2 separate regions of the Homo sapiens genome follow, and region 2 is linked to region 1. A link is a contact called in ENCODE Hi-C data. All regions are on one chromosome and are shown on one strand. Each heading gives the region's core, a stretch centred on a gene start or an enhancer-like site at or near the end of the contact. The rest is flanking DNA. Distances are from core to core; before and after follow the strand shown. Region 1 holds the start of ZNF92 (zinc finger protein 92). Region 2 holds the start of GUSB (glucuronidase beta).

What was found. A loop is a pair of places that touch in the nucleus more often than their neighbours do. Pooled maps may share reads with other maps.
Region 2: a loop to region 1 is called in a map of CD8-positive, alpha-beta T cell, with 3 times the contacts of the local background. The contact joins the promoter of GUSB here to the promoter of ZNF92 in region 1. A Hi-C loop is called at or near these places in 3 of 168 maps with a recorded cell type or tissue (CD8-positive, alpha-beta T cell and naive thymus-derived CD4-positive, alpha-beta T cell) and 17 of 50 pooled maps.

Annotation. Positions count from the first base shown.
Region 1 is chr7:65,370,510-65,378,319 of GRCh38, forward strand. It overlaps ZNF92 (zinc finger protein 92), which reads left to right and starts at 3,346. Exons shown (of 4, transcript NM_152626.4): 1 at 3,346-3,491. The coding sequence starts at 3,489. RefSeq lists a silencer at 3,211-3,481 and an enhancer at 3,377-3,776.
Region 2 is chr7:65,980,519-65,987,263 of GRCh38, forward strand. It overlaps GUSB (glucuronidase beta), which reads right to left and starts at 1,695. Exons shown (of 12, transcript NM_000181.4): 1 at 1,456-1,695. The coding sequence starts at 1,665. RefSeq lists enhancers at 1-284, 1,741-1,870.

The DNA.
Region 1 (7,810 bases), core at 2,096-4,595:
GTTCAAACAATGTTCAAATAAGGCAAATCCCAAGCTGTAATCAATCCGGCTGTTTCAGTACCTCACTTTCATTTTCTGTGTGTCACTTTGCTTTTTTTGTCCATAAATCTTTTTCTACCAGGTGGCTGTGCTGAAGTCTCTCTGAGCCTACTCTGGATCCACAGGCTACCTGATTTGCAAATTATTTTTTGCTCAATTAAACTCTGATAAATTTAATATCTCTAAAGTTGGTTGTTTTTAAGTTTTCAAATTTTTTACAATAAAAAATAATGTGTTGGGCTTTGATTTTCTAAACTCATCCCTCAGCGATTTTCCCAGATTATTCTACGTTCTTTCAAAATGCTTCTGCAATTTCTTTTTTTAAAAAAATTTTCGAGATAGGGTCTCACTGTATCACCCAGACTAGAGTGCAGTGGTGTAACCACTTATGGCTGACTGCAGCCTTGACCTTCCGTGCTCAAGCAATCCTCCTGCTCCAGCTCCCCGAGTAGCTGGGACTACAGGCATGCACCATTATGCCATTATGCCTGGCTAATTTTTTTAACTTTTTTCATGAAGACAGGATCTTACTATGTTGCCCAGGCTGCACTTGAACTCCTGAGCTCAAGTGATTCTCCCATCTCAGCCTCCCAAACTGCCAAAATTACAGACGTGAGCCACCGTGTGCATCTGCAGTTCTTGAGAGTATTAGCAATAATTAAACAGTACTATATGGGCATAAATTTGAAAGAATCTGGCATCTATTCTAGAAGGGTCACTCGCCAGGATTTCAAGGGTCTAAGGCAGTTACTTTGGTAGTGTTATTTATGGAGGTGCATTGGCTTTGGGGTCAGACAGAGTTGATCCTGAATCTCAGCCCAGCCACTTAGTAGATGTGGGTCTTTGGACAAGTTTCCTGATGTACAAGAGTTCTATAAACCACATATGCAAAAAAAGGTAGAATGATACTGATTGCAAAAATGGTAGCAATTTTTTATCCCTTCTATGTCCACGCCCGTTGCCAGGGATTTTTACAGCTGTTCCCATTGAGATCCAGAATCTGTTTTCCGAAACCTAGATCTGGCTGGCCTTGTTTGCTCAAGGCAGTAAAAACATGTGACCATGATAGCGTGCCAGTTTGGGGCTTAGCAGTCTTGAATGCTTCTGTTTTTCTTTCACAATGCTGCCATCTCTGTGAAAAAAAGCCCATGCTAGGCAGCTGGAGGATGACATACCATGGGGAGGAGAAGCAAGGTGTCCCTGTTGACAGCTCCAGAAGCGCACATCCAGAAGCACAGCTGCCTAGTTAACAAGCAGCTGATAACACATGTCTGAAGGAGCTCAGCTGAGATCAGAAGAATTGCTCCACTGAGCCCAGCTTAAATGACTGACCATCTCAATTGTGAGCTAAGAAGCCTTAGCTGGGTTGGGCGCAGTGGCTCACGCCTGTAATCCCAGCACTTTGGGAGGCCGGGGTGGGCGGATTACCTGAGGTCAGCAGTTTGAGACCAGCCTGACCAACAAGGAGAAACCCCATCTCTACTAAAAATACAAAATTAGCCAGGCGTGGTGGCGCATACCTGTAATCTCAGCTACTCAGGAGGCTGAGGCAGGAGAATCACTTGAACCCAGGAGGCGGAGGTTGCGGTGAGCTGAGATCGTGCCATTGCACTCTAGTTTGGGCAACAAGAGCGAAACTCTGTATTTAAAAAAAAAAAAAAGCCTTGGTTGGTTTGTTATGCTGCAATACCTAACTAATACGTGCACACAGTGCAGATAGGATGCCAGGATTTAATGACAGGTTGATTACTGGTTGTTATAGTTACCTTCCAACAGTTGGCACCCTAAAAGTGCTGATTTTTTTTTCTGCTCTAAAGTTGGATGTTTTGTAAGATAATATTGAGTAATGCAGAAAAATATGTAGGCATGTTTGCATGGGATTGGTACTTGTACTCACACAATCCCCACGCCACAGGAGAAAACAGATAAACACACTCTGGCCACTAGGGCCAGGCCAAATAGCAAAATAAGTTTACCTTTAATCTGTTTTCTCTATACTTAAACACTGGAAGTGATGACTGTGGAGAGATCTGAAGACATAGCGTTTAATCTCCTGTGGCCCCATCATCTTTTGGTTACTGTCTGATCTCTGGAAGAAAGGTGGGCAACAGGTGGCCAGCAGTGGTGTACCTGTGGTTATTTTATTCTTGCTGCCCTCTGCTCTTTCTATGGTGACTATCTTGTTCCACCCTCAAAACTGTAGAAAGATGTTGGTAAAGAGAGGCTGTCCCCTCACTTCTGGCAGAAAAGGGGTGTTCAGACCCTTCACCCTCCTGATGTCAGGGCTGCATTTCAATGTGGCAGCTATTGGCCATGTGTAGCTACTGGCTGCCTGGAATGTGGCTGGTCTGAATTGCAATGTGCTAGAAAGGTAAAATAGAGTTAATTTCAAAGATTCAGTTCCAAATAAATATATATACTTTATTAATAATTACATATCACTCACATATTAGAATAAGGTTTTAGATATATTGGGTTAAATTGTTACAATCAATTTCACCTGTTTCTTGTTTCTTTTTAAAGTTTGGCTGCTAAAAAATGTACAATTCACGTGTCGCCCACATTTTATTTTAGAGGATTGCCTTCTTTTTAAAATTTCAGGCTGCCTGCTTAAAAAAACAGAAGTTGGCCGGGCTCTGTGGCTCACACCTGTAATCCCAGCACTTTGGGAGACCGAGGCGGGCGGATCACAAGATCAAGAGATCAAGACCATCCTGGCCAACATGGTGAAACCCCGTCTCTACTAAAAATACAAAAATTAGCTGGGTGTGGTGGCGTGCGCCTGTAGTCCCAGTTCCTCGGGAGGCTGAGACAGGAGAATCGCTTGAACCTGGGAGGCGGAGGTTGCAGCGAGTTGAGCTCGTGCCACTGCACTCCAGCCTGGCGACAGAGCTAGACTCTGTCTCAAAAAACAAAAACCAAAAACAAAACAAAACAACAAAACCAGAAGCCAGGAAGGTCATAAAATCTGAAAATTTTGAATAATTGGTATTATATTCTTTGCATTTGTGAATAGACATATAATATACTATTTATAAATGCATATGGCCTTATTCACAAGGTTAAATGCAAATACTGTCTGGGGTGGGCCTGACTCAGCTCAGGGAGGAAGCCCCGTCTGAAAAGGCTGCAGCTTAGGCTGTCACTCTTCCTTCAGTCCAGCATCTGATCACATCTCCCGTCACTCAGGGCCCGAAGGGGCGGGGCCTTAAACGTTATCCAATCAGGAACGCTGGGCTGGGAACCATCCAATCAGGCACGCAACTGGAGCGGACAGCACAGCTTCCGGGATTTGGCGGGGCCTTTGTCTCTCGCTGCAGCCGGCGCTCCACGTCTAGTCTTCACTGCTCTGCGTCCTGTGCTGATAAAGGCTCGCCGCTGTGACCCTGTTACCTGCAAGAACTTGGAGGTTCACAGCTAAGACGCCAGGACCCCCTGGAAGCCTAGAAATGGTGAGCCTGCTGGGTCCCACATCCCGAGAGAGGGGGAGGGTCTGGCTGGAACCGATTGGAAGTGGCTGTGGCGGGCCTCGGGCCTTCCCGCAGTCGGCTCCGAGATCCGCGGCCCGAGTTCTCCTTGGCGCAGCTCGGCCCTCAGTCTCCTTCAGCCATAAGATGGCGGCTGGGCTGACAGCCGGGACCCCGGGCGTCCTGTCTCCTCCCTGCGCAGTGACTGTGCTTTGGCCTGGAGCCCTCCCTGGGCAGCTCTGCACCCGCAGCGTCGCATCTCTCGCCGAGTGTGCAGGGACGACGGGAGAATAGTAAAGAGAAGAATCCTGACTCGGGGTGCGGGGTTTATGAATGGGAAGAGCTTTGGTCCGTGTGGTTCTCAGGTCCTCTTTTTTCCTATTAAAAATTTATGGGAGTCAAGGTAAAAATATTGAAGAATTTAATCAAAGAGCGATTCAGGAATTTTAGAGCACCCAGCTATGATTTGTAGTTTGTGGTCCGTGGGAGGGGCTTGAAGGAAACACTTTTATAAGATGCATAATGAAAAAAAACAAGTTTAATAATTGGTTAGGTACAGTTACGTCGTTTTTTAATTTGTATGATTAAGGTAGAAATTTCCTGGTCATGTAATCAGAGATTGTCAGTTTATAGTTGGTTAAGCCTGAATTTTGTTCCCTCGGTGTTATTTACCCTCCCCTCCCCCCGCCAAAAATGCATTTGAATTATATTTTTTTTAAAGTAGGAACCCAGGGACTAGAGCCACCTCAATCTAATTGCCTGCCACTTAATTATTTTCACATCCACAGGGGACTGATTTTCCCCTGCAGTTTTCACATGTGTCCCAAGCAGGGTCTCAAGTCTACCCCCCATCCCTCATTCCTCCAGCTTAATTCTGGCTTGCAGTAAAATACTAAATTTCCAGTTCCTTCTGACATTCCCAAATGCCAACTTACCCTCCCTAATTCGCATTAGCAAGTGTGTTTCCTTTAGTGTACATTTTCGATGGCATATTTTAATTAATCATTTTTGGCAAAGCATTGGATGGCACGTTTTAAAAGATTTGTTTCCTGTTTGTAAATATTTCCTATGAGAAGAAAGCAAAGAATAATCCCCTAACATTGTATTGTAAATCTCTGTGCCTCTTTTCTTTTTATCTTCCTTAGGCACAGAGATCTTATCAGAATGTTTTTGGGTCATGGTTGCTTTCCCTTTGGAAACTTTATGGGGTGATGTGTTCTCAGCCACCCTTCAGTTCTTTTTCTGGTCCTGGGTTTTAGTACTGTCTGGGGCAAGATACCTACCATGGCAATGTCGCTAGAGTGTCTAGTAAATATCAGCTCCTGGGTCATTTTCTCTCGTAGAATAACCTGAAGTATGGAATGTAGCTTCTCAAGGGAGCAGGTGGATGCCCTGGGGCTGAGAAGCATCTCCTGGGCTACTCTTCCTTTGAAAAGCTTACCCCTTGAGATATTAAGATTGTCTTCACTCAACCCAGCTTTCATTTCTTGGAGAAACATTGCTGGTCAGCCAATCAGATGCTGGTACTGGGAGGAAAACACCAAAATTATTTCTGTCCCCAGGATTCTCTAAGATTTGTGGAAAAAAAAAAAGTATTCCAAAAGATACAACAAAACCTGACCTGGAGATCGAGACCATCCTGGCCAATATGGTGAAAGCCGGTTTCTACTAAAATACAAAAAATTAGCCAGGCATGGTGGTGCATGCCTGTAATCCCAGCTACTCGGGAGGCTGAGGCAGGGGAATCGCTTGAACCCGGGAGAGGGAGATTGCAGTGAGCCAAGATCATGCCACTGCACTCCAGCCTCGAGACTCCGTCTCAAACAAACAAACAAAAACAACCTGATCCCAGTGAGATGGTACAAGAACTTGCAAAGTAAAATACACCTGGGGTATAGTGTCTTCTGAGAGGGTGGTTATTGAGTCTCCCTCTATTGCCCAGGCTGGAGTGCAGTGGCGTGGTCTCGGCTCACTGCAACCTCTGCCTTCTGGGTTCAAGAGATTCTGCTGCCTCAGCCTCCCGAGTAGCTGGAATTACAGGCACGCACAACCACACCCGACTAGTGTTTTGTATTTTAGTAGAGACTGGGTTTCACTCTGTTGCCCAGGCTGGTCTCAAACTCCTGAGCTCAGGCAGTCCACCTGCCTTGGCCTCCCAAAGTGCTAGGATTACAGGCGTGAGGCACCACGCCTGCTGACAAATCTGTTTTCTGATCAGCACTGCTACTTCCTGGGTTTGTCACCTTGAAAATATTTTTTTTTACTTATTTTGACTTTCATTTTATTAGGGCTTGAAAGGTAAGACATATTTACAAAGGGCATAAAAGAGGTGAGTTTCAGGAAAAAATTAATATCTAATCACATATTCCATTTGCTAAAAATTCTTTTACCTTTTTTGTTTTTCCCAGAATGAGTTTAGGAATTTTCTCACTTGTTTTTGTTGTTTCTTGAGACAGACTCTTGCTCTGTCACCCAGGCTGGAGTGCAGTGGTGTGATCTCAGCTCACTGTGACCTCTGCCTCCCAGGTTCAAGCGATTCTGCTGCCTTAGCCTCCTGAGTAGCTGACATTACAGGTGCGTGCCACCATGCCTGGGTAATTTTTGTATTTTTGGTAGAGACAAGATTTCACCATGTTGGTCAGGCTGGTCTTGAACTCCTGACCTCGTGATCTGCCCACCTTGGCTTCCCAAAATGCTGGGATTACAGGCGTGAGCCACCGCGCCTAGCCCACTTGTGTTTTTTATGGCTGGGTAATTACAAACATAATTCTAAGGCTTAGCTTTTAGAATGCTACCAAGGAAAAGAATAGAGATAATCTCTCTTCCATTTTGGCTGTAGAAAATGAATACATTTCCACAAGAAAATATGGTAGATAATTGGTGAGTTACATAGATTCACTTTGCAGAGTAAATTTGTTACAGCGAATATGTCTGTTCTATACCATGTTATCTTGATGTCTGAGTTTCACGCTAAATTTTACGAGATTAAACTTGGTACCTACTAAAAGTGTTCCCATATGACTACGTGATTTTTAATGGAAATAATAAAATAATAAATCTGTTGTCTGAAGGTAATAGATACTTTTGCTTTTCTTATTGAGGTGTGAAATGTAAGCACCTTAAAATTTCCTTCCCTCGTATTTATACTGTGTTTGAGTAATTTTGCTGGATTTTTCAAACACTTAGTTTCAAAAACCAAGAGAATGACTCTAACATGGAAATTAAAGCTTCAGCCCAATGACTCCAAGCTATGGCTATTATTGAGCCTGCAAAAGGAGGTTATTAAAGGCCCAGTTAGGTTCTTTTTGGGGAGCCTCCCCTGAAGATGTCCCAGCCTGCTCACCCCAGCCATAGAAGAAGTCTTTATACTGAGAGAAGCTACAGAGCCCTGGAAAGCTGGGGACCCACAGGCAGATGGAGTTAACATTAAGATGGAAGGGGATTGGGAGGGTCTTACTGAAGATAAAGCTGTCATTGTTTTGAGGCAGTTTCTAGAGGCAGTTTGTTTTGAGGCAGTTACTTTTTATTTGTTTATTTATTTTTTTTGAGATGGAGTCTTGCTTTGTCGCCAGGCTGGAGTGCACTGGCGCGATCTAGACTCACTGCAACGGCGCGATCTAGACTCACTGCAACCTCCGCCTCCCGGGTTCAAGTGATTCTCCTGCCTCAGCCTCCTGAGTAGCTGGGACTACAGGCTCGTGCCACCACACCCAGCTAATTTTTGTATTTTTAGTAGAGACGGGGTTTCACCATGTTGGTCAGGATGGTGTCCATCTCTTGACCTCATGATCCACCCACCTCGGCCTCCCAAAGTGTTGGGATTACAGGCGTGAGCCACTGCGCCCAGCCTGGCAGTTACTTTCTAAAATAAAACAAAGTTAGAATTATGTAAAAACATTTGAATTCCAAAGGAGTATTGCAACAGGAGGAAGTACCAACTACAAGATCTTTAAGGATTGCAAAGTTTAGGCAGACAAGGGCTTTCTTTCATAGGAGCAAACAAGATTAGAAAGAAGGTAGGCGGGGAACTGCAAATGGAGGGAATCAAACTTTAGGCCTGGCATGGTGGCTCATGCCTGTAATTCCAGCACTTTGGGAGACTGAGGTGGGCGGATCTACTAAAAGTACAAAAATCAGCTGGGTGTGGTGGCGGGCGACTGTAATCCCAGTTACTCAGGAGGCTGAGGCAGGAGAATCCCTTGAACCTGGGAGATGGAGGTTGCAGTGAACTGAGCGTTACTGCACTCCAGCCTGGGCAACAGAGCCAGACTCTGTCTCAAAAAAAAAAAAATCAGATTTTAGAT
Region 2 (6,745 bases), core at 445-2,944, 610 kb after region 1:
GATTCTTGGCAGAAAGGACAGATAACTTGCTGATGACAGGTCAACTGCCAGGGCGATCTGTGCACCTGGGCCAGTGGGGCCAGGAGTTCCTCCTCAGAGTGGATGGGGCACAATATCTCCTGAGACAGGAGCAAGCCCAGGGCCACATCCCAGCCAGAGGCAAGAAGGTTCAGACCTGTGACTAAGAGGCAGATGGCCACTGCCTGTCACAGGGAGGAAGGCTGGTTGGAGGAATGGGGGGAGCTTTGCTTAGGACACTGTGAGTGGGGTGCACACTGGCACCCAGCCCCCTCCTCTTTCCCTCCTGTACTGAATGCTGCAAAGTCAGAATAAGAGGATGTAGACCAGGCAAAAGCCGCCCAGACCTCACCCAGTTCCACTTCTCTGCAGATCACATCCAAGTCAGGAGGGGAACAGGGGTGGCGTCCTGGGCCTGATGTCATGTCCTGTCCTCTATGTGAACCTTGAAAACCAAGGGACTTCCTGCCTCGGCAGAGCTGACCTCAGGACATCTAAACTGTCACCTTCTCCCGATCCCCGGGCCCAGCTCTGTGCAGTGCATGCCGCTGTGGCCAGAGTGTGTGGGTGGCTCATGCCAGTAATCAGCGCTTTGGGAGGTCAACGTGGGAGGATGGCTTGAGGCCAGGAGTTCGAGACCACCCTGGGTAAATAGTGACACCCTGTATCTTTTTTTTTTTTTTAAGTTTTTTTGCCTTTTTTTTTTTTTTGGAGACGTAGTCTCACTATGTCGCCCAAGTTGGAGTGCAGTGGCATCCTGATCTCAGCTCACTGCAACCTCTACTCCCGGGTTCAAGCAATTCTCCTGACTCAGCCTCCCAAGTAGCTGGGATTACAGGCATGAACCACCACACTTGGCTAATTTTTATATTTTTAGTAGAGATGAGGTTTCACCCTGTTATGTTGGCCAGCCTGGTCTCAAACTCCTGGCCTCAGGCGATTCGCCCGCCTCCACCTCCCAAAGTGCTGGGATTACAGGTGTGAGCCACCGAGCCCAGATAATTTTTTTTTTTTCAATTAGCCAGGCGTGTTGGCACCCCCTAAATTGCAAGGCTGGGGCGGGAGAATCGCTTGAGCTCAGAAGTTAGGCTGGCGCCACTCCGCCCCAGCCTGGGAAACAGGTGCAAACCCAGTCTCAAAAAAATTTTTAAAAATTAAAAATAAATATTGAAAGGAAGGATACTGCACAGACTCAGCCTTTACCTCGGGAAAGGGCTCGGCAAGAGCCTTTTCTCCTCCTGCCTAATCCGCCCCGGCCCTCCAGGGTGCTCCTGTTCCCCCGTCCCCCAAGCCGGCGCCCCCAAGCCCGTTGACCTTTAACCTCCTGCGGGCCCCAGCTCGGAGACGCCCAGGGGAAGAAGTCTGCGGGGGGCCCGGGCTCCCCTACTCCCACCGCCGGGCTTTCGGGCGCCTCCCGGCCCTGCCCCGAGATCGCACCTCCCACAGCGGCCGCCGGTACCACTGCTCCTCGAAGCCCCGGCGTCGGTTGTCAGAGAAGTCGGCGCGGAAGCTCCAGAGGCCGTCCAGCTCCTTGCACTCCCGCGACGGGCTCTCCTGGGGGTACAGCATCCCGCCCTGCAGCCCCAGCGCGCAGCCCCACAACAACGGCCCGAGCGCCGCCCAGGCAACCGCCGACCCCCGGGCCATGCTTCCCGGTCCCCCGCTCGGCCACCGTCTGCGGCGCTAAGAAAAGCGCGGGAGGTGCCCGTAGGGCGGGTCGCGTGACGCGCCGGTGTCGTGATGCGCCTGAAGCCATCCGCGCCATCTTGGTTGAGGACGAGTGCCAGGCCTGGAGGGGCGGGGCCGGGCGCTGCCCGGTAGGGCTTGTGGCTGGAACCCCAGGCTAGGCCTTTGGGGAAACGGGACCCTCACCCTCAGCCCCAGCCGATAAGGGCGAGGTCTGCTCCCCACCCCGACCCAGGCTGGACGATCCAGGGCCGCAGGCCAGAACAGAACCCCTGAGATCGGTGGGATCCCCCTGTTTCTTCAAGGAGCACCTCCACTTGCTTTTCCCAGCAGGAATTCAAGGAGGCCCCAGCGGCGCCTCTTCCATGCCTGTCTGATGCAGCCTCTTGCAGGGATGCACGTCCTTGGGATGCGGCCATAGCCTTGACCCTGGGCTTCTGGAGCCCTGACCTTAACCCAGGGGCCAAGAGCTCCCTCTTGGTGTTGCAGGCACATAAAGATGCAGGGAGAGAGGCCAGGTGCACTTTGGGAACCCGAGGGGGGCAGATCACTTGAGGCCAGGAGTTCGAGACCAGCCTGGCCAACGATAGTGAAACCCCGTCCCTATTTTGTAAACATACAAAAAAAAAAAAAAGAATTAGCGGGGCGTGATGGTGCGTGCCTGTAATCCCAGCTACTCAGGAAGCTGAGGTAGGAGAATCGCTTGAACCCGGGAGGCAAAGGCTGCAGTAAGCCGAGATCGCACCACTGCACTCCAGCCTGGGCAACAGAGCGAGACTCTGTCTCAAAAAAAAAAAAAAAATTGCAGGGAAAGGGTGCCCTGCGGGACCCCAGTTTACTCCAGTAGGGAAGGCACCGTGTGGGAGAGGTAGAGGAGGAGATCTGGAGACAGCAAAGGAGACATAGATTTATGGAGGGGACTTTCATACAGGGACGGTGCAGTGGCCATTGCTGGACATGAGAACCACTACCATTTGTAAAAAGCATGCAGCTTACATAACATTTTCAACTAGCATCCTCGACCTGTTACTGGTGGAGTTCCGGGTGGTGAATCCCTACACATCAGCAACAACCTCAATTCTTGCCTCCTCAGAAGAAAGAATTGCACTGAGGGGCATAAGGCAGAAAGCCAGAGGGAGGTAAGCTGCAGAGCAGTAGTAAAAGCTTGTTAAAAAGCAGGCCAGTGCTGAGCGTAGTGGCTCACACCTGTAATCCCAGCACTTTGGGAGGCGGAGGTGGGGGGATCACGAGGTCAGGGGTTTGAGACCAGCCTGGCCAATATGATGAAACCCCATCTCTACTAAAAAATTAGCTGGGCATGGTGGCATGCGCCCGTAGTCCCAGCTACTCGGGAGGCTGAGGCAGGAGAATCGATTGAACGCGGGAGGCAGAGGTTGCAGTCAGCCGAGATCGCACCACAGCACTACAGCCTGGCGAGAGAGCAAGACTCAGTCTAAAAAAAAAAGCAGGCCAGGCACAGAGGTTCAGGCCTGTAACTCCAAACTCCAGCACTTTGGGAGGCCAAGGCGGGAGGATCACTTGATATCAGGAGTTTGAGACCAACCTGGCCAACGTGGAGAAACCCCATCTCTACTAAAAATACAAAAATTAGCCAGGCGTGGTGGCAGGCACCTGTAATCCCTACTATTTGGGAGGCTGAGGCAGGAGAAATGCTTTAACCCAGGAGGCAGAGGTTGCAGTGAGCTGAGATCACGCCACCGCACTCCAGCCTGGGCTACAGAGTGAGATGCCATTTCAGGAAAAAAAAAAATATTAAAAAACTTTAGAACAGGAAGGAAAGAAGGAAAGTACAACTTGGAAGAGGGCCAAGTGGGTGATCTAAGAAACCAAGTGCCTTGGCCAGGTGCGGTGGCTCACGCCTGTCATCCCAGCACTTTGGGAGGCTGAAGCAGGCAGATCACCTGAGGTTGGGAGTTCGAGACCAGCCTGACCAATATGGAGAAACCGCATCTCCATATTTAGCTGGGCATGGTGGCACATGTCTGTAATCCCAGCTACTCGGGAAGGCTGAGGTGAGAGAATCGCCTGAACCAGAGATTGCAGTGAGCCGAGATCACGCCATTGTACTCCAGCCTGGGCAACAAGAGTGAAACTCCTACAAAAAAAAAGAAAAAGGAAAACAAGTGCCCAGCTTGACCTCTTGACTCAGGGTTTCATAGATTGGCATCCTTCCAGGATCTTGCCACTCCTGATTCCTTAGCTGGGGCTCTGAACATACATTCTTAGACCATAAAGTCATTCGCAGGGTGCACAACAGTTACGGATGTCAGGTGCCTCTGCCATACAGAGGGAGCCCTCATGTCCTAGGAAGCTGGCCTGGACACAATTGTTTGTATGATTACTCCCCCACCCCCTTTTTTCATGCTCACCAAATCCACCTTCTGAAAATGGACCTCAATACTGGAAATGGAGTCCCCAGCATAGTGAAAATAAGTACATTCTGGGAACTGACAAGGCCTAAAGGCTCTCTCCCAAATGTTTACATTGTTTTTTTATTTTCATATTTTCTTTTTTTAAATTTTACTTTTATATTTCATTAGTGAAATCTTGACATGCTTAAATTAGAATACAGTTCACTGTTTATGAGGCAGCTTTAGGCCAAATTTAACAAAAGTAAGAAAAAGTAGGATGCAGACGTTTATACAGTATGTAAAAATCAGTAATTCAGGCCAGGGGCAGTGGCTCACGCCTATAATCCCAGCACTTTGGGAGGCTGAGGCGGGCAGATCACCTGAGGTCAGGAGTTCAAGACCAGTCTGGCCAACAAGGTAAAACACCATCTCTACTAAAAATACAAAATTTAGCCAGGCATGGTGGCAGGTGCCTGTAATCCCAGCTACTAGAGAAGTTGAAGCAGGAGAATCACTTGAACCCGGGAGGTGGAGGTCACAGTGAGCCAAGATCACACCACTGCACTCCAGCCTGGGGGAACAGAGCAAGACTCTGTCTCAAAAAATTAAAAAAAGAAAAGAAAAGAAAAAAGAGTGAGAATCACTAATTGCCACGAGAATGGCACCATGCCATTCATGAGGGACCTGCCCCTATGACCTAAACACCTCCCACAAGGCCCCACTTCCAACATTGAGAATCAAATTTCTTTTTCTTTTTCTTTTTCTTTTTTTTTTTTTGAGACAGAGTTTCGCTCTTGTTGCCCCAACTGGAGTGCAATGGTGCCATCTTGGCTCATCACAACCTTCGCGTCCCAGTTTCAAGCAATTCTCCTGCCTCAGCCTCCCGAGTAGCTGGGATTACAGGCATGCATGCCCGGCTAATTTTGTATTTTTAGTAGAAATGGGGTTTGTTCATGTTGAGGCTGGTCTCAAACTCCTGACCTCAGGTGATTCGCCTGCCTTGGCCTCCCAAAGTGCTGGGATTACAGGCGTGAGCCACTGGGCCCAGTGGGGAATCAAATTTCAACACAACACTTGGTGGGGCCAAACAAACCATAACCAAACCACAGGATAGGTACTATTATTACTACCATTTCTCAAATGTGGAAACTGAGACACATGAAGGTTCAGTAACTTTTCTAACACCACAGAGCTAGTAAGATGCAGAACTGGGAATCTGACCTAATCAATCTGTTTCCAAGTGTTTATGCTGTCACTCTGAATCACTCTGCCATACCACCTGGCAAAGGCTTTTTTTTCTTGAGAAAGTGTCTTGCACCCAGGCTGCATCACAGTTTACTGTAGCCTCGACCACCTGGGCTCAGGTGATCCTCCTGCCTTAGCCTCCCAAGTAGCTGGGACTACAGACACATGCCATCACACCCAGCTAATTTTTAAAAAAATTTTTATTTATGTATTTTTTTTTTGAGACGGAGTCTCACTCTGTCGCCCAGGCTGGAGTACATTGGAACAATCTCAGCTCACTGCAACCTCCGCCTCCCAGGTTCAAGCGATTCTCCTTCCTCAGCTTCCTGAATAGCTGGAATTACAGGTGCATCACCATGCCTGGCTAATTTTTGTATTTTTAGTAGAGACGGGGTTTCACTATGTTGGCCAGGCTGGTCTTGAACTCCTGACCTCAGGTGATCTGCCTGCCTCGGCCTCCCAAAGTGCTGGGATTACAGGTGTAAGCCTTCATGCCTGACCCTATGTCCAGCTAATTTTTACAACATTTTGTTGGCCAGGTGTGGTGGCTCACACCTGTAATCCTACCACTTTGGGAGGCCAAGGCAGGTGGATCACCTAAGGTCAGGAGTTCAAGACCAGCCTGGCCAACATGGCAAAAGCCCATCTCCACTAAAAATACAAAAATTAGCCGAGTGTGGTGGTGCACACCTGTAATCCCAGCTAATGGGGAGGCTGAGGAAGGAGAATTGCTTGAACCTGGGAGCTGGAGGTTGCAGTGAGCTGAGATCACAGCACTGCACTCCGGCCTGCGAGAAGGGAGCAAGACTCCATCTCAAAAAAAAAACAAAACATTTTTTAGTCTGGGCATGGTGGCTCATGCCTGTAATCCCAGCATTTTGGGAGGCTGAGGCAGGTGGATCACCTGAGGTTGGGAGTTTGAGACCAGCCTGACCAACATGGAGAAACCCTCATTTCTACTGAAAATGCAAAATTAGCCAGACATGGTGGTGCATGCCTGTAAACCCAGCTACTCGGGAGGCTGAGGCCGGAGAACCACTTGAACCAAGGAGGCGGAAGTTGGAGTGAGCCAAGATCTCACCATTGCACTCCAGCCTGGGCAACAAGAATGAAAGTCTGTCTCAAAAAAAAAAAAAGTTTGTATTCAGGGTTTCACTATGTTGCCTAGGCTGGCCTTGAACTGCTGGCCTCAAGCAATCCTCCCAGCTCAGGCTCCCAAAGTGTTGAGATTACAGGCATGTTACCCAGGATAATCTCGATCTCCTGACCTCATGATCCGCCTGCCTTGGCCTCCCAAAGTGCTGAGATTACAGGAGTGAGCCACCATGCCTGGCCTGATCTGTTTCTTTTTCAGAGACACAGATACTATCCAACATTTTTCTTTTTTCTTTCTTTCTTTCTTTCTTTCTTTCTTTTTTTTTTTT